Linked DNA regions of Homo sapiens: all the other regions are linked to region 4. Evidence: chromatin contacts called from ENCODE Hi-C or POLR2A ChIA-PET data. All regions are on one chromosome and are shown on one strand. The core of a region is the stretch at or near the end of the contact, and the rest is flanking DNA. Distances in the headings are between cores, read along the strand shown. Region 1 holds the start of SLC37A1 (solute carrier family 37 member 1). Region 2 holds the start of MX2 (MX dynamin like GTPase 2). Region 3 holds the start of RSPH1-DT (RSPH1 divergent transcript). Region 4 holds the start of PRDM15 (PR/SET domain 15).

The links. A loop is a pair of places that touch in the nucleus more often than their neighbours do. ChIA-PET counts read pairs that join two places held with the same protein, here RNA polymerase II (POLR2A). Pooled maps may share reads with other maps.
Region 1: a pooled map shows a loop between it and region 4 (2.2-fold over the local background). The contact joins the promoter of SLC37A1 here to the promoter of PRDM15 in region 4. A Hi-C loop is called at or near these places in 5 of 37 single-sample maps with no recorded cell type and 5 of 50 pooled maps.
Region 2: a map of naive thymus-derived CD4-positive, alpha-beta T cell shows a loop between it and region 4 (4-fold over the local background). The contact joins the promoter of MX2 here to the promoter of PRDM15 in region 4. A Hi-C loop is called at or near these places in 2 of 168 maps with a recorded cell type or tissue (GM12878 and naive thymus-derived CD4-positive, alpha-beta T cell), 21 of 37 single-sample maps with no recorded cell type and 12 of 50 pooled maps. POLR2A ChIA-PET finds 5 or more read pairs at or near these places in 1 of 52 experiments (activated CD4-positive, alpha-beta T cell).
Region 3: a pooled map shows a loop between it and region 4 (10-fold over the local background). The contact joins the promoter of RSPH1-DT here to the promoter of PRDM15 in region 4. A Hi-C loop is called at or near these places in 2 of 37 single-sample maps with no recorded cell type and 8 of 50 pooled maps.

Annotation. Positions count from the first base shown.
Region 1 is chr21:42,511,524-42,515,822 of GRCh38, reverse strand. SLC37A1 (solute carrier family 37 member 1) reads right to left here and starts at 1,971. Exons shown (of 20, transcript NM_001320537.2): 1 at 1,106-1,971. RefSeq lists enhancers at 1,051-1,280, 2,122-2,844, 2,845-3,567 and silencers at 1,441-1,540, 1,551-1,630, 1,851-2,210.
Region 2 is chr21:41,359,649-41,363,676 of GRCh38, reverse strand. It overlaps MX2 (MX dynamin like GTPase 2), which reads right to left and starts at 1,650. Exons shown (of 14, transcript NM_002463.2): 1 at 1,622-1,650. RefSeq lists enhancers at 1,106-1,945, 1,966-2,225, 3,508-4,028.
Region 3 is chr21:42,493,925-42,498,092 of GRCh38, reverse strand. RSPH1-DT (RSPH1 divergent transcript) reads right to left here and starts at 1,554. Exons shown (of 3, transcript NR_135518.1): 1 at 1,428-1,554; 2 at 1,160-1,270; 3 at 650-860. RSPH1 (radial spoke head component 1) reads left to right here and starts at 1,869. Exons shown (of 9, transcript NM_080860.4): 1 at 1,869-1,960. The coding sequence starts at 1,907. RefSeq lists silencers at 1,523-1,762, 1,793-1,912.
Region 4 is chr21:41,877,312-41,881,351 of GRCh38, reverse strand. PRDM15 (PR/SET domain 15) reads left to right here and starts at 2,008. Exons shown (of 24, transcript NM_001040424.3): 1 at 2,008-2,082. RefSeq lists a silencer at 1,885-1,934 and enhancers at 2,085-2,134, 3,135-3,184.

The DNA of each region.
Region 1 (4,299 bases), core at 722-3,221, 630 kb before region 4:
TGCACCACTACACTCCAGCCTGGGCGACAGAGCGAGACCCTGTCTTAAAAAAATATAAAAAGATAGTAACTTAGGAAACAGCCCATTAGAGCATCTTTATTACAACCTGTAAAACCTGCACATGTACCCCTGAAACTAAAAGTTAAAAAAACAAACAGACTCTGAAAGACACATGGTTTTATACCTATTTCTTCAAAAAACCCACCCTAGGCAACTGTAAAACAGAATAAGCTGAGGAAAGAAACATTCACAAGCTCCACTCCCAGACCCACCCACATGTGATCTGCGCTGCCTAGAAGGTTCCAAGTAATCTGCAGAGACTCAAATAATGGGGATAGGAAGTGAGCAATAGCAGGAGTAAGGTTCCTCAGTCTTTTTAGGGCTGAGGTGGCATTACACATAATCAAAGCGGCCCCACAGATATTTTAAATAATCTACTTTATGACATTTTTTTTTAACTGGGTCTCACTTTACAGGCAAAGATGGGTGAGAAATGCAATTCTCCTCCAAAAGTTTTCATGCATTTTTTCTTTTCTTTTTTTTAAATTACGAGATAGAATACAACTTCCTGTCCAGAGTGTGCTCTTTCTATGGCTTTTTGCTTTTAAAGGCGCTTTCCATATTAAAGATGAATGAAAATGGTCACTATCTCTTTCCCCTTGGCTGAAGTACAAGGAACCTGAATTCCATTTGCACCACCTCCCTTACCTGCCTCCAACCCCCAACAAAGAGAACATCACAGGTGGGCTGCATGAAACAGAACGTGTAAATGCAGGTCCAAAATGACTTGGTGAATCACAGGTCTGGGGCCAGGTGTTTTCAAGCTTGCTCTCAAAGGGGATTAATAAAAAAACAACGGGGGAAGTCTAAAATATTTATCCACTTACACAACTTCAGACGATTTAAGTTCAAGGGCCGGCAGGCAGGCAGGCAGGCACCTTCCAGGCAAAGAGCTAAGGGAGACCCGGAAAGGGCAGGCTTTAGCAATTCCTCCTTTGGAAATTCAAACCTGGGGCCGCGGGCTGGGGTGTTAGCGGGGAGTGGGGGTGGTAAGGGGCTTGGCCAGTATCCTTCGTTCAAATGCAAATCCTTAGACTGAACGTACCTTCTCGGTCACCAGGATTACGGCGTGGGCCGTAAGGGCTGGAAGGCTGGTGGCCAGCGGCGAGGGGACTTTCCGGCGCGTCAAGCCCTTTATTATAAACCCAGAAGGTCGCTGTCACTCGCATTGGCCAGGAGGCCCACGGGCTCCGGGAACCAGCTGCTCAGCCGACAAACAACGCAAAGGCCCAGGGTGCCGGCGCTCCGAGCCAGCGTTCTGTGCCGGCTCCTCCCTGGGCGGCTGGTCCCCGGAGGAGGTGAATTCCGCGGGCACGCCCACGTCCCCATCGCGGCAGACAATGCGCAGGGTCCCCTCCTGCCGGCTCTCTGGACCCTCAGCTGTCACCGCGGCCCGGGCCGGGGTGGGCAGGGGACCCGGCTGGACAGCTAAGCTCGCCCCTGCCGGGGACTCCGTGGAGCGGCTGCCGGCCCCGTGCCCGCTCCCTCTGCCTCCACTTCCCCGGAATCCCAGCGTTGCCCCGGTCCGGGAACGCCCGGCATTGTCGCCGAGGGCCACTCTTCTAGATGTCGTATTTCAAAGACTTCCCTCCGCGAAAATAGCTTGAGACCGTCCCCGGCTCTCGGAAAACATCCAAACCAGCCCCCACCTCCCCCCGAAAAAAAAGAAAAGGAAGGAGAGGAGCCGAGCTCCGAGTGCGCAGGGCCCCGCGCCCGGCTCCCTGAGGGCGCCGCAGGTGCTGAGCGGCTGCGGCGCCTGAGCGCCGGCTGCCCCGCAGGTGCGGGCGGGGGGGCGGGGGGTCCCCGCCTCCCGGTCCGGCCCCGGCCCCGCGCCTCACCTGCGCCGCCGAGGCCCGCGCTCCGCAGCCCAGCCCGGCCCGGCCGCCGCGGGCGCTTCCTGCTCGCGACTTCCTGGAGCGGCGCGCGGGAGGCCCCGCCGCCCTTTCACTTTCCCTGGCCCGCGGGGCGCCGGCGGAGCCGCGCGGCTCCTCCCCCTCCCCGGCCGCCGCGACCCCCGGCTCCGGCCCCGGCCCCGGCGTGCCCAGGGTCGCACCAGCCCCGGGGCCACCGGGCGGGGGCGCCCCCACGCCTTGCGGCACTGCCCGGCCTTTGCGGGCGAACCCGGGTCATGGCCCGCGCCTTCCCCGGCTCCGAGGGCGCACGGGCTTTCGCTGGCGCGCTCCCCACCGGCCTCCGGGCAGTCCCAGGCGGCCTCTGCACCCCTGGCGCTCTGTCCTCAAGGCAGGTCTTCCCCACAGGCGGCGAGGGTCACATGCCGCCGCGCCCCCACCCCCAAAGAGGGCCTTTGCTTGGCCTCCCGGCTTCTATTCCTATTGTGTCATGTCAAGGGGCACAATCATGAAGACTAGCACTCCATAGCGTGGAAATGCGGCACGCGGATTTGGCTATGTCGAACCAACTTGTAAGCCAACTTGTGTCCCACCTCGCAGGCACGTGACAGAGGCAGCTCCCTGTTAGGCTGCGGGAGCCCGCCGGGTTCTTACCCTTGCGGGCCAGTGCCCTGGCACACAGGCTCCCACGTCACCCCAGAAACAACTCTTCTCCTTAGGCAGCCCCAGGGAGGGGCCTGGCCAGTCCCCTAGAAGCTACTGCCGAACACCCACAGTGGACCCCCAGGATGGCTTCAGAGCAGAGGGGGCTCCCAGCCCACTCCTCGGGGAAGAGCAAAGTGAGGCAGAGCGGAAATTTTCCGGGGAAAAAGCCTGCCCCCGGATAAAACAATGTTTAAGGATAAAACCAACCCGAGGCCTGGCTGTAAATGTCCCAACAGGCCAGTGCCCCTCGCACCCTTCCCCAGGCACGTTGAGCTTCCCTCTGGAGAATGGAGAAGGCATTCTTCCCTGTGTTTGGCTCCCCTGCCCTGCTAGGCCTCGCAGTTTCCCCCTGGGGCCCTGCTTTGTTTCTAGAACACTCTGATGTCTGTGTCTCTCTTTGCTGAGCTGGGCTGCGTGAAATCCATCACTTTGTTAGGCATTTGAGAAGCCTTCTGCAGGCAGAAAGAAAACCTGCCCACTTCTTTGCCACGCAGGGTTCAGCCCCAGGAAGCCCGCCGGCCCCTCATTCCGCAAGCGGGATGGCCCAGGGCTCCAGTCTTCTCCTTTTGGCCAGGTTTTCTTCAGACCTTCTTTCTCTCCGCAGGCCCCCTGTGCCAGTGCTTTCTCCTCTCTTTTCTAGCTCTCCATTCCCGGTGATAGCCCAGTGTGGCTCCCACCCCTCTCTCCAATGGTCTCCCCAGCCCTGGCCCTTGCCATTGGTTCGGCTCGAGGCTACCCCTCTCTCACTGCACTTGTGCAACAGCGTTCTCACTTCCAAGTTCTACCTCCTGCAATCCACTCTTTAAGCTGCCTCAAGTTGCCCTCCTAAAGCAAAATCTGATCTTGTCATTCCTGATTTTCAAACCTTTCGGGCATCCCATCACCTACAGGTTTTACACTTGAAAGGCGATAATACAAGCTCAGGATATATAGGACACCTCGGCCTCATATGGAGACAGCTTCTTCCCACCCCCCCTCCCCCCCACCCAGTTGTACTGACGTATAACTGACAAATAAAAATTACATAATTTGTAGTATAGGATGTGATGTTTTGATATATGAATACATTGTAAAATTATTGCCACAGTCAAGCTAGTATATCCAATCACCTCACATTATTTTTTTTTTTTTGGTGGTGAGAATATTTAAGATCTATTCTTCTTGCAAATTTCAAGTATACAATGTATTATTACTAACTATACATTAGAGCTGTACATTAGCCCTCCAGAACTTACTCATCTTTCCTAAGTGAAACTTTGTACTCTTTGGCCAGCGACTCCCCATTTCTCCCACCTACTGCCCCTGGTAACCACCATTATTATATGCTCTGCTTCTCTGAGTTCAAGTTTTTCAGATTCCAAAAATAAGTGAGGTCATGCATATTTTTCTTTTTTGTTTGTTTGTTGGTTTGTTTTGAGACAGGGTCTTGTTCTGTTGCCCAGGTTGGAGGGCAGTGGCGTGAGTGCAATGGTCAAGGCTCACTGCAGCCTTGATTTCCCAGGCCCAAGTGATCCTCCCCCTCAGCCTCCTGAGTATCTGAGAATACAGGCCCATGCCACCATGCCCAGCTAATTTTTTAAATTTTGTAGACACAGGGTCTTGATATGTTGCCAAAGCTGGTCTTGAACTCCCAGGTTCAAGCAGTCTTCCTGCCTTAGCCTCCCAAAGTGCTGGGATTAGAGAA
Region 2 (4,028 bases), core at 401-2,900, 520 kb after region 4:
CCACTCTGCTGTGTCCCTTTGCTCCAGTCCCAATGTCACTCGCATGGTGCAGGGTCATGGCTGACCAAGCACTGGCACTGAATGCGACCTTATCTCCCCGGGCTCACCTCCTTTCTTTTTAAGACCGCTTGTTTTTCACCCACTCAAAGATATATATTGAGCACTAAGTCCTTGAGATACATATCGAGTCAGGCAGACAAAGATCTCTGGGGGAGCTTGCATTCTAGGGCAGGGGCTAAACCTAAATAAAGCTCACATACATCCTGGCCAGACGCAGGGACTCACACCTGTAATCCCAATGCATTGGGAGGCCGAGGCAGGAGGATCACTTGAGCCCGGAAGTTTAAGGCTGCAGTGAGCTATGATGGTACCATTGCACTCCAGCCTGGGAAACAGAGCAGGAAGACCCTGTCTCAAAAAAGAAAAAGAAAAAAAAATTGTACATCCGAAGGGAGTCAAAAGTGCTTCAGGGGTTGGCGCGGGGCTGGGAAGTAGAGCAGAGTAAACGGAGGAGAGGGTGCGAGGAAAGATAGCTTGGAATCCTGATCTTTTTAAACAGCTAGAGACAACATTCTAAACACAAAATGAGAAAGAACAGTGTTCAAAAGGTGTCATCAAAGCCGAATGGGGTGGCTTACGCCTGTAATCCCAGTGCTTTGGGAGGTTGAGGCGTAAGGACTTCTTGAGCCAGTGAGTTTGAGACCAGCCTGGGCAACATAGAGAGCCCCTGTCTCTACAAAAAGAAATAAAATTAACCAGGTGTGGTGGTGCACACCTGTAGTCCCAGCTACTTGGGAGGCTGAGGTGGGAGGATCCCTTGAGCCCGGGAGCTTGAGACTGCAGTGAGCCATGATCACGCCACTGCACTCCAGCCTGGGGAACAGAACGAGAACTTCTCTCAAAAAAAAAAAAAAAAAAAAAAAAAAGAAAAAAAAACTGCGTCATCAATACCACCATGTCTCCTTTCCGCTCTATATCAATTATAAAATGGACTTCAGCCCCCAGAGTGCAGGCGATCCAGGGTGCAGTGGTCCAGAGTGCTGGAGTTGGCCCCTACTGGCTGGGAACTGGCCACGGTGGGAGCATTCACACCATGAGAACGGAAGAGAATCGGCAAAGGCTAGAAATCAGGCACCACCCTCTGCCCTGCCCCGCCCCATGAGAGCCAATTTCCCAGCATATCACCGTCACTAAGGTTACGTCAGAGCATCACAAATACCACAAAAGAAGGAACACTTGAAACCCTCCGAGACGACTTTTCGGGCACAAAGCTCCTTACTCAACCCCCAGACTTTGTAGGACGCTGAGCAAAGCTGTCCTAAAAACCACCCCTTTGCGTCCACCCGACTTTTGGCCAGATCAGGATGGAGGCCACCCTGTCCCCAGGGCCAGCCACTTCCCCTCCAGAGCCTCTTTGTCTGTGCACAAGGCTACTGTGGGCTGGTGGCAACATGGGCCCTTTCTGCTCCTCACACCAGAATCTTATCTTTGTGGCTCCTGCCTCCCAGCACAAGCCACATTCACCAAGCAGATGTCACGTTACTCAGGAAATATTTTTTAAACACGCATCTGCTGTGCATCAGACACAAAGCAGCCCTCCCTGCACCGGCCCCGCTCTTACCGCTGCACGTTCAGGATGGAGAAATCATCTCTTCCCTTTCCTCCACTTCACTTTTATGTGGCATATGAACCACTCCCTCCCCTGCTCCGTCATCAACAAACAGGGAGAGAAATGAAACTACTTGATCTGGCCACAGAAATGAAACTGAGTTATCAGCGTGCTCTCCAGATGACTCACAGAGTGGTCCCCAAACTCCAGCTGCATCCGAATCCTGGGAGAGCTGTGGAGACGGGGCGGCTGTCCCCCCACCCCCGCCAGAGAGTCTGATCTGTCAGGTCTGGGCTGGGCCTGAGAATCAGCATTGCTAACAGATTCCAGGGGAGGCTGGCATGGGGGCAGCTCAGAGTGGCTCAGTCACTGGAAGGTTCTGCCCTGACAGTGCCATCCAGTACCACCTGTGTGGCTCTGAAATGTGACTACTGCGACCAAGGAACTGGACTTCGAACTCCATGTAATTTGAATGAATAGCCACGTGTGGTTCGTGTATCGGGCCTCACAGATGCACTCCTGTTACAGCCGAGGACATGCTCTCAGGTACATGATCTGGACGCTCTGAGCTGTCCTGCTTAGCTTCATGCCTGAGCCGCACCTGACAAATGTCACCTCTCCCCTCATTAGGTGCGGAAAACCCAAAGAAGGAGGGTCAACAGCTTTCTCCAAGCACCCGTGCCTGAGGTCCCCGCCGCAAAACCAAGACGGTTTTCTTCCCATTGGAGATAAGGAGGCCCCAGGACAAACCCCAGGCTCCGGAACTCAGCCCTGAGCCAGCTGCATGTCATCTTTCTGGTCCTCAGTTACTTTTCACCTGCAAAAGTGAAGGTGCACAACCGCATGCTCCCTAAGGCTTCCTGCTCTGTGACCAAAGTCAAGGAGGGCCAGGCATTCCCATCACCAGAGCCAAGAGGTCTGGGAACCTCCAGGAGGAGCCCTCCAGACACCGGGGAGGGGACCAAGCCTCTCAAGGACTGGCAGTGATGGCTGGGAGGGAGGAAGCAGGCTCTCAGCTCTCCTATCCACCCGTGATCCTCTCCCAGACATCAACACTATACGTTTAAAAAAACTCCTGAGCTCCTCTTGGCTAAGTCATTGTAGTGACTTCCCTTGAGTGCAGGCTTAACTTTACGGAAGATATTTAGAAACTTAACATGTTTTTCAAAACCTTGGCATTAGAAATATTAACACCAGGAGATCATCGTCAGGATCACCTATCCCTGAACCACTTCTCTTCCCAAGAGCCCGGGCGGACAGAGGCTGAGGAGTGAGGGGAGGAATGTGAATCTCAGACTTGGCAGCGTGATGTGACATTCGGTTTCACTAGGAATGTCTTTCACAACAGGGCCTGGGCCGGCCTACTGCTTCAAGGAAGGCACAAAGAAAGGCCTCAGAGAAGCCGGACAGAGGGACACGAGCAGCTCGGGCCAGCTCAGGGGACCCTCCACCCTCTGTCAAGGCAGCATCCCCCTCCTGCACGCCCCTCACCAGCAGCCCTGGGAAGGACCAGAGGTGCCTGCGCATGCAAACTTCAAGGACAGGGTTCTTGCGTTCTGAGCACTAAAGCCCTGAGGGTGAATGAATGTCCCACGCAGCATCCAAGCACAGGGGCCGGGGCCAGAAAAGATGCTGCTGCTCAGGCCTCGGTCACAGCCGCTGGGCGGAGCTCTTCCCTCAGCTCCACATCAGGGAGCGTTACAGTGTGCAGCTTGGTAAAGAGGCGAAGTCCAGAAGCCCCAGTGCCCGCCTCCTGCCCTGGCACGCTGACTCTATGGAAAGCGCCAGCGCCTCTGTGTGCTGATGAAGTTCCTGGCCACCTGGAAGCACCTGCAGCACCTGGAGCCATCCAGAGCCAGCATGCATCCACTCTCCCATGGCCTCTCCAATCACAGAAGGAAAGATCAAGCAAATGCTTTCCTGAATTAACAGGACAAAGGCAATGGTGAAGTGCTGTAGACAAGCAGGGTTCTTACCTGGGGTGTGTCCCTCCCAGCAGAGCACAGGAGCAGCGGGTGCACCTTGGAGTGGAACTCCACCCTGTCATTGTCCGTGTGACCTGGCTCTTTGTTTCTTTTTTGTTTGCTTGAGATGGAGTCTCGCTCTGTTGCCCAGGCTGGAGTACAGTGGTGAGATTTCTGCTTACTGCAACCTCGGCCTCCCAGGTTCAAGCAATCCTCCCACCTTAGCCTCCCAAGTAGCTGGGATTATAGGCATGTGCCACCATGCCCAGCTAATTTGTTTTGTATTTTTAGTAGGGATGGGGTTTTACCATGTTGGCCAGGATGGTCATGAACTCCTGACCTCAAGTGATCTGCCCACCTTGGCTTCCCAAAGTGCTGGGAATTTGGTTGTGAGCCACTGCACCCAGACTGGCTGTTTGGTCCTTAGCCTCTCTGTGCCTCACCAGCCCCACTAG
Region 3 (4,168 bases), core at 305-2,804, 620 kb before region 4:
CGTCCATTCTGTCAGTCTTATGATCTCTATTTTAACATTAATGCTTGTTAGTTGTTGTGTCTAAACTGCACAAGGGTATTAGTGAGGCATGTTCGACCTCCCTTCCCATCATGGCTGAGAACGCAGTTTTTAAGGTTTCTGGGGCCCTCTTGGCCAAGAGGGGTCCATTCAGTTGGCTGTGGTGGGGCTTAGGAGGTTATTTTTAGTTTATAACCCCCTATAACTCCCTTTCCTTAGATGTTCAATGGAGGAATGATAGTGAGGATTTAATAAGATAACTCATAAAATTCTTAAAACAGTGCCCACACACAGTGTCAGAACTTAGTAAACACTGGTTACTGTCATTGTTAGGACAAATTTGAAAGCTAAATTTCTGACATTTTAAATGTAAAAAACGAGTATTTATTTGCATATACTTATGTTACCATTCTAGATTTCTAACATTTAAAATGCTTCTGGCATTTTATTATAAAAATAGGACATGCTTAATTGTAGTAACTGGGTAACTGCCAATATGTAGAGAAGAAAATAATAATCATCTGTTATCCCTAACTCCCCACTTTTCCCCATAAGAAAAGCTGTTAAATTTTGGTGTTTACAACATTTTTATCTTTGCATCTAAAAAACGACATAATTTTGGAATCTCGTGTGTTGTTGTAACTTGTGTATTTATTCAGTAAGTAATATATTTGGGCCTGATGATGGGTTATGGTTGTAACCTTTCATATTAGCATTGGGAAGAATCTCTAGGGGATGTGTGCTCTGGAAGATCAGCAGCTTATTCACCGCGTGGATTTGGCTTCTGGGATTCTCCCATCAAGACCAAATCCTATAGTTATTCAGTCACTCCTCCCCAGCTCCTGCAGCAACAACAAATAACACAGCTTTGCAGTCTGGGATGATGGCAGAGGAAATGGGAGATGTGAGGGGCCTTCGGCAGGCGGAGTGCGTCAGGTAAAGCAGATTTCCAAGCCTGCACGTGTACATGCGTGTGCGTCTGTGATTGTGTGGGTGTGTGACAGTGTAGGGGAGCCAGGAGCGAGAGGAGAGGACGGCGATCGTAGGGGACACCTGAGAGTCAGAGGCCCGAGGGGGCTGGGACTCATGTCGAGGTCGGGGAAGGATGTAAAACCCGGACGGACATCACTGTAGGCCGCACCTGCTGAGAGGCCAGAGCTGCCTCCTTGAGAGTGAAGTTGTTTACAGACAAGAGAAGAGATCTTGGCGGACACATCACAGCTAGCCGCGAATCCCGAAGGGTCAGCAGAGCCTAGAAAGGTAAGTGGGGGTGGGCAGCATCCCCGGAGGGGCCTGCGAGGCCTGGGGGCGGAAGGGAGCGGGCAGTGCCCGCACTGGGCAGGGGTGAAACCCTCTCGAGAGTTGGCCCGGACGCGTTTCCCGCGTCCTTCCTCTTGAGGGCCCAGTACCCAGGTGGCTCCTCGTTGTGGCGTCACAGAACAGCCGACAAAAGTGATGGATTTCAGGGGCCAGCGACGGCGAGGTCCAGGTCAGAGAGCCGGTGGGCAGCCAGGCACAGAACCCGCTCAGGCCCTGCCCAGTCCCCGCCCCCTCGCTTCCCGAGCAGTGATTGGCCGAAGCGGCCCCTCGTTGCTATGACGGCACCAGAGTGCTGCCACTGGCTCCACCTCGTCCCTTCCGCCCCGCCCCTCCGTATTCCCGGGCGGTGATTGGTCGAGGTGCCCTTCCCGTTGCTATGACAGTACGCAAAGGCTGCCAGTGGCTCCTCCCGCTTCGTCCGCGTCGCCTGTCCCCGCTCCCCATCTTCCGGGCTGGGAGGGAGGCGGGACCGGCCGCGTCTCCATGGCGACGCGGGACGCGGCGGTGGAGGCGGTTGCTACCCACCTGCTAGAGGCGCTGCGGCTGTGATCCAGGCTGGGGCGAGACCATGTCGGACCTGGGCTCGGAGGAGTTGGAGGAGGAGGGAGAGAATGATATTGGGGTGAGAGCTCCTGGTGAGAAAGGGCTTCCCAGGGTGCGCAGCGGCGGGGGAACCTCGAGGTTGGGTTTGGAGAGTGAGGAGGCGCAGAAACCAGAGGTCTGAGCCACAGCTCCCCAGGATCCCCGGCAGGGACGAAGGCCACGCCAGACACACCTGCGTGCGTCCTGGAAGTTGATGGTGAAAAGTGAAACGCTGTGACGTCTGGTTACCACATGCCGCCTCGTTCTTCCCCCACCCCCATCCTGCCTCCCATTAAAGGCAAAGATTTCCCAGCGGAAGGCTTTGGAAGTTTCCTCCTCCCTGTGTTAATTCCCATCGAGGCAGTTTTCTCGGATGAGCAGATCATCCCACGCTGCCATACTGCCCTTGAATAAGTCATTTCTGTAGCTGAGATTTGCTCCCCCGGCATTTAGATGCATGGAGGATAGTTGCTTCCTGGCAGCCTCCAAGAAATGCTGAGGAGGCCCTGGGCTCAGGAGAGGGTTCCTGAAGATATTACCTTATAGGCGTATCCTCACATGTGCTTTCTTCAGTCCCCATCTGAACTGACCCAGGTCTTTGGAGTTATTTCCTGAGTTAGGCAGCAGAGAGGAGAAAGAGGGCACATCCAGCCTGTGAGCTGGGTTCTGTGTGGGAATATTTCTATCACCCAGAGAGTAGTTCCTCCCTACTCCAGAGAGTGACCTCTCCATGGCTGACAGATAGGGAACCTCAGCCACTATGGTCTGCATGCACAGTACAGAGTTGAGGTACTTTCAGAATTAACTGAAAAATCTAGCGACTCTGCAGTGGTGCTGTCAGTGCCTGCCCAGACCTTTTTGCTAGCTCTGGGCACTCATCTCCCAGCTTCCGCCTGATTTGCTACTCAAGCTATCACCTCTGTGCGCTGGAACTACCTGCCCAGTATGGAGAGCCAGAAGTGCCTGAAATTCACATCCGGCCAGACAGCCAGTAGCTAGTGCAAGAAGCAGGACAAAGTCTGCAGTGCGATTGATGCCCCCAGAGTCCCTGTTGGATTAGGCCAAGTCTGGGACTTCACCTGCAAAGGCATCCTTCCTTAGCTGCCTGCCCTTTCATGTCTACTTCCCTGCCCTCTTTACTACTTTCTCCCAGGAGAGCACTTAAAAAAATCAGGCCAGGCGCGGTGGCTCACACCTGTAATCCCAGCACTTTGGGAGGCCGAGGTGGGCAGATTGCCTGAGCTCAGGAGTTTGAGACCAGCCTGGGCAACACGGTGAAACCCTGTCTCTACTAAAATACAAAAAATTAGCCGGGCATGGTGGCGGGCACCTGTAATCCCAGCTACTCGGGAGGCTGAGGCAGGAGAATGGCTTGAACCCGGGAGGCAGAGGTTGCAGTGAGCCGAGATCACGCCACTGCACTCCAGCCTGGGCAACAGAGCGACTCTGTCTCAAAAAAAAAAAAAAATCACTTGTTCAGGGTCTGTTTCTAGGTGAACCCAACCTGCAACACTTGACCAGCAAGATTTCTAGTTTGTCTCCTCAAATGGCCCCACTGATTTGTAACTTTTTAGTGCCTATAATTTTTAGGTTCAGATCACATTTGGGGTCATTTTAAAGGATTTCTGTCTTATTCAGCCACCCCAGCGGCTCAGTGTTGGGTGTATTGGGAAGCCTCTTGGATAGAAGGAGGGGACTTTTGTACATTTTGATGTAAACTAACCCTGAAACAAATCTGTGAGGTCGCAGATTTTTACCTTATATTCTAGGCAGGAATTAGTGGTCCAAACAGTGCTAGAAAAGGGCAAGAATTGCACAGACGTTTATTTCTGAAGTCCTCAATGTAGTGTGTCAGTACTTGTGTTATAATAAGTCTATATACATCCAATTCAATTTCTTAATTTTAATTTTTAATAAATTTTATTATGTATATTTAAGAAATACAGTGTGATGTTATGAGATACCCATGTTAAATCATTACTGGATGCTTTCAGCATTTTATTATTTACTATATTCACTCTATACCCATGTATTAGGTGCTAAGGAACATTTATTTTCTGAAGGATAGGAAAATTGCAAGCTTTGATCACATTTTTTATTTATTTACTTTTAAGATAGACACATAATTGAGCAGGCATGGTGGCTCATACCTGTAATTCCAGCACTTTGGGAGGCCAAGGATCGCTTGAGTCCAGGACTTTGAGACCAGCCAGGGCAATATAGTGAGACCTTGTCTCTACAAAAAAAT
Region 4 (4,040 bases), core at 759-3,258:
TGTTCTGAAGGATTATAGTGGACACATTGACAATCCTCTTGAAGACGAGATATGACGATTATTGTGTAAGTGAATTCCAGCCGTGGGCTGTATGTAGTAATAGGAGAAATGGCCTGGGGGAGGTTGAAGTCTTTGGTTTACTTTCAGTTATTCGCACTTGCTGTGGACCTGTCACTTTTTTAGTGTAAACAACCTTTTATTCACATATGCCGAGGACTGTTTCATGTCCTGAGGCCCACAGAACCAGTCATCTGGCCATTTTGGAACTGTGAGTGATGTCACTGGAGGTGCGTGTATAGAGGGAATGTCCATTAGCTGTAGTGGTGGTGGTGGGAGTGGGGTTGGGCGGAGACCTGAATACAGAGAAGGTTGTGGAAAACCTGGGAAGTGTTTGAAGATAGAGTACAGAAGGCCTTGGGAACAGGCTTCAGGGACAGGAGGCTGGAGGGAGGCATGAAGTCGCAGGTGGGGACAAGCAGGGAGACAGTGGACGCCGGGGATGCTCCAGAAAGGTCTGGGGGGCCATGGGATGGCCTACTATAGTGCAACATGGAAGCCACTGTAGAATGCTGGGCCAGGCAGAGAAACCAGCCTTCACAGATCAACACTTGCCTAATCTGTCTCCGGCTGCCCGGCGTTGCAGCCTATGGATGTGCCCAGGTGCATCCAACACTTCCCATGGGATGGCACGTAGTATGTAAGCAAATGTGATGATCACATATGCCATTCATACAAGCGAGTCCGTCTCTGGCACCATTCCTGCATGTGGGTCAAAGGCTATGTGCATTTAGAATTTTTATGGATATCCACAAATATCTGAATGGAAACTACGCTAATTTATTCTCCTACCCGTAAAGGAGCTTGTTTCTCTAGTTTCTTCAAAATTATGCTATTAAAACTTTTTTTTGTTTGTTTTTGTTTGAGACAGGGTCTCACTCTGTTGCCCAGGCTGGAGTGCAGTGACACGATCACAGCTCACTGCAGCCTCAAACTGTGGGACTCAAGTGACCCTCCTGCCTCAGCCTCCTGAGTAGCTGAGACTACGGGCACGTGCCACCGAGCCCAGCTAAGTTTTTTAGAGACAAGGTCTGGCTATGTTGCCCAGGTTGTATTAAACGTTTTAAAAAATCTTTGCTAATCTAATAAAAATGATCCCACTGCGACTTTTTTTCTCTTATTGCAGCGTAGTTGAATAGCTTCTCATATGCTTAAGAACCATTGAATTTCCTACGAACTGTCCATCCACACACTTTGCTCATTTTTCTATATACATATATATTTTTATTGGTTCACAAGAGTTTCACGTACATGAGGGAAACGAGCCCTTTTGTGGCATCAATTTAAAATCATTTTCCCCGGTTCATCACTTCTCTTTATGAATGTAGGTTTTTGCCAGGCAGCAATGAACAAGACAGTCGGCCTCTCTGAATATGGGCGGCCAGGACTAAGGTGAAAAGTCTGTCCCTTCTCCGTCTCACGTTTTGTGATGGCACACACACTTGGTGGAGGGGGTCAAGAGAGGCCACACAGGCCCCCGGGGAAGAATGGAGAGCCAGGTCCGCGGCTGGCCCGGTGCTCACCGGTAGCGTGGCGGAGCCCGCCAGGCCAGACTCCCCTCGCGGGCACAGAGCTCGTGTCCCAGGGCCCCGCCGGCCAAATCCAGAGGTCACCGTGAGTGGGGGCAAGTCCCAGGCCTGTTCTAGAGAAAAACTCGACCCACCCACCGCCACCACTCCCCAACTCCGCAAGAAACGCGTCCGAGGAGAGGTGGAGAGGGAGCTGCCCGCGCGCGTGGGCGGCAGGGCCGTGCCACGTGGGAGGGGGGCCGCGCGCGGAATTCCCTCCGGCCAGACCCGCCCCGCGCGCGCCCGCTGCCCCGTCCACGCCGCCCGCGCCCCGCAGTCCCACCCGCAGGACCCCCGGCCGCGCCAGGGTCTCGCCTGCGCCCCCCGCGCCCGCCCGCGGACTACAAGTCCCGCCATGCCCCGCCGCCGCCCCCCGGCTTCCGGTGCTGCGCAGTTTCCGGAGCGGATCGCAACCCGGAGTCCGGATCCGATCCCGCTCTGCACATTCCAAAGGCAGGTAAAGCTCCGGGCCCTGCGCCCGCCGCCCGCCCCGGCGTGCGCCCCGCCGGCCCCGGGCCGCACCCGCTGCCCCCGCGAGCCCCGGCGCGCCCTGGGCCCGCTGCCCCCCGCCCCCCGCGCCCGGCAGCCGCGCGCCGCCCCGGTCCAGCCGCCATGCCGACTGTTCTTTGTTACATTCGCCGGCTGCGGGCACCGTTGGCGATCGGAGTCAAAACCCGGCTGGATTTCCCGGAGCCGCTCCGGGATCGCCCTGCGCGCCGCCCGCCCGCCGGGTCCCGCCGCCGCGGGCGCTCCTGGCCGGGCTCCGCGCCCCCGTCCCCTGCCTCGCGCCCCCCGCCCGCCCGCGGCCAGGCCCAGCGCGGGGCCGCGGGGCTGCCGGGCCGCGCTCGCCCGTGGGCGCGGCGCAGGGTCTTCGCCGCCCCGGCCCGCGGCCCCGCGGCCCCCGCCGCCGGGCGGCGTCGTCGCCGAGGCCCCAGGGGATGTCGTTATCCCCCGCCCTCGGGTACAGCCCATGCGGGTCGCACGGGGGGGTCCCTGGACCCCCAACCCCGCGTTTAGAGAAGCTGAGTCCTGGTGATGGGGTCTCCCAGACCCCCTGCGCCTTATTTTCGTAAGCCTTTTGGTGGCAGAGAGAAGGTAGCGAGGTGGATGGACAGGTGACGCGTGCCTACCCGGGGTGGGTGGCCGTTCGGGGACGGGGCGTGCCCGGCCGCTCAGGTGAGGCCCGCCTCGCGTGGACAGGTGGGGACGGGGGCCACGCGCAGCGTCCTGCTAGAGGGGAGGTGTTCACGCAGGGGTTAGCCTTGAGAAAATAGAAATGAAAACTCATGGAAATAAACACTCCTATCTGGTGGTTAGAGTTATCACCCATTTACCTTTCTTAACCCCCTAATGTAGTGGATGGTTTTTTCCCCCACAAATGCTCAGAAATTGCCCCTCACCCCCAAGTCCCCAAAGGGAGTTTAAAACGGTAGAAACAAGTGTGTGATCAGAGACACGTGGACCTGTGTGTGTATTTAAAGCTACCAACACTCGTTTTAAAAAAACCACATTGGCTTAAGCCAGACTCAAGTGAATTTGGAGAACCTAGCTTGGTTCCTGAAGGGTGGTGACATGTGAAGGAGCCACTGGCTTTGTGATGTACCTTAAAAGGTAGCAGTGACAGTTCTCCTTGGAGAATGCAATGATGTCAACACTCGATAAGGGTGGTGATCCCACCCCGGTGCACACACCACTACCGTATTTTGTTTCAAGCTCGGACATTTTCACGTGTTCCACGTTTTCACTGCTTCACTCCTTCCCCAGATTTCCTGACATCGCTGCCTCACGGTGAACGATTAAGAAATAGTAGCTCTATAATTTAGACTTTCAAGAGCAAAAACACCATTTTTTTTATAGTTTGTTTTTCTTCTATCTGTGATTCATACTTTTTGCCGCAAAGTAGCCAGCAAAGAACAAGCTAAATGTTCCATTTTGGAAGCAGGCGGGACGGTTATTTCTCCAGAAGACAAATAAATAAATTTAAAAATCAACTGTAGTTGGAAGGCTGCTAGCTTGTCTTAGAATAATTATATTTGACAAAGAACTCTTTTCACTTAGGATGTGGCTCTCATATCATTTTCGATGTCATTATCTGTACAGAAGGCCAGGAAAGAACAGTCCTGCCATTTTGCAGATTGAAGGGAGATTTAAGGCAACTGTGTCTTCCACCCGTGCGCTCAAGAGGTTGGGATGGTGAGCGGTGACTTAAATGATTTTTCAGACTCCGTTCCTCATTTGCAAAGTGTGGATGGCCCTGCTCAGCTCCCCTCACAGTGCTGGTGTGGGCAGATATTCATTCATTCGGCCATTCATGCATTCTTTCCACCAATGTTTACTGAACACCTGTTATGTGCCCCCACGCTGTAGTGAATGGAGAGAGGGCTGCACCTGGTGGACCTAATGTTCTGGGCAGGG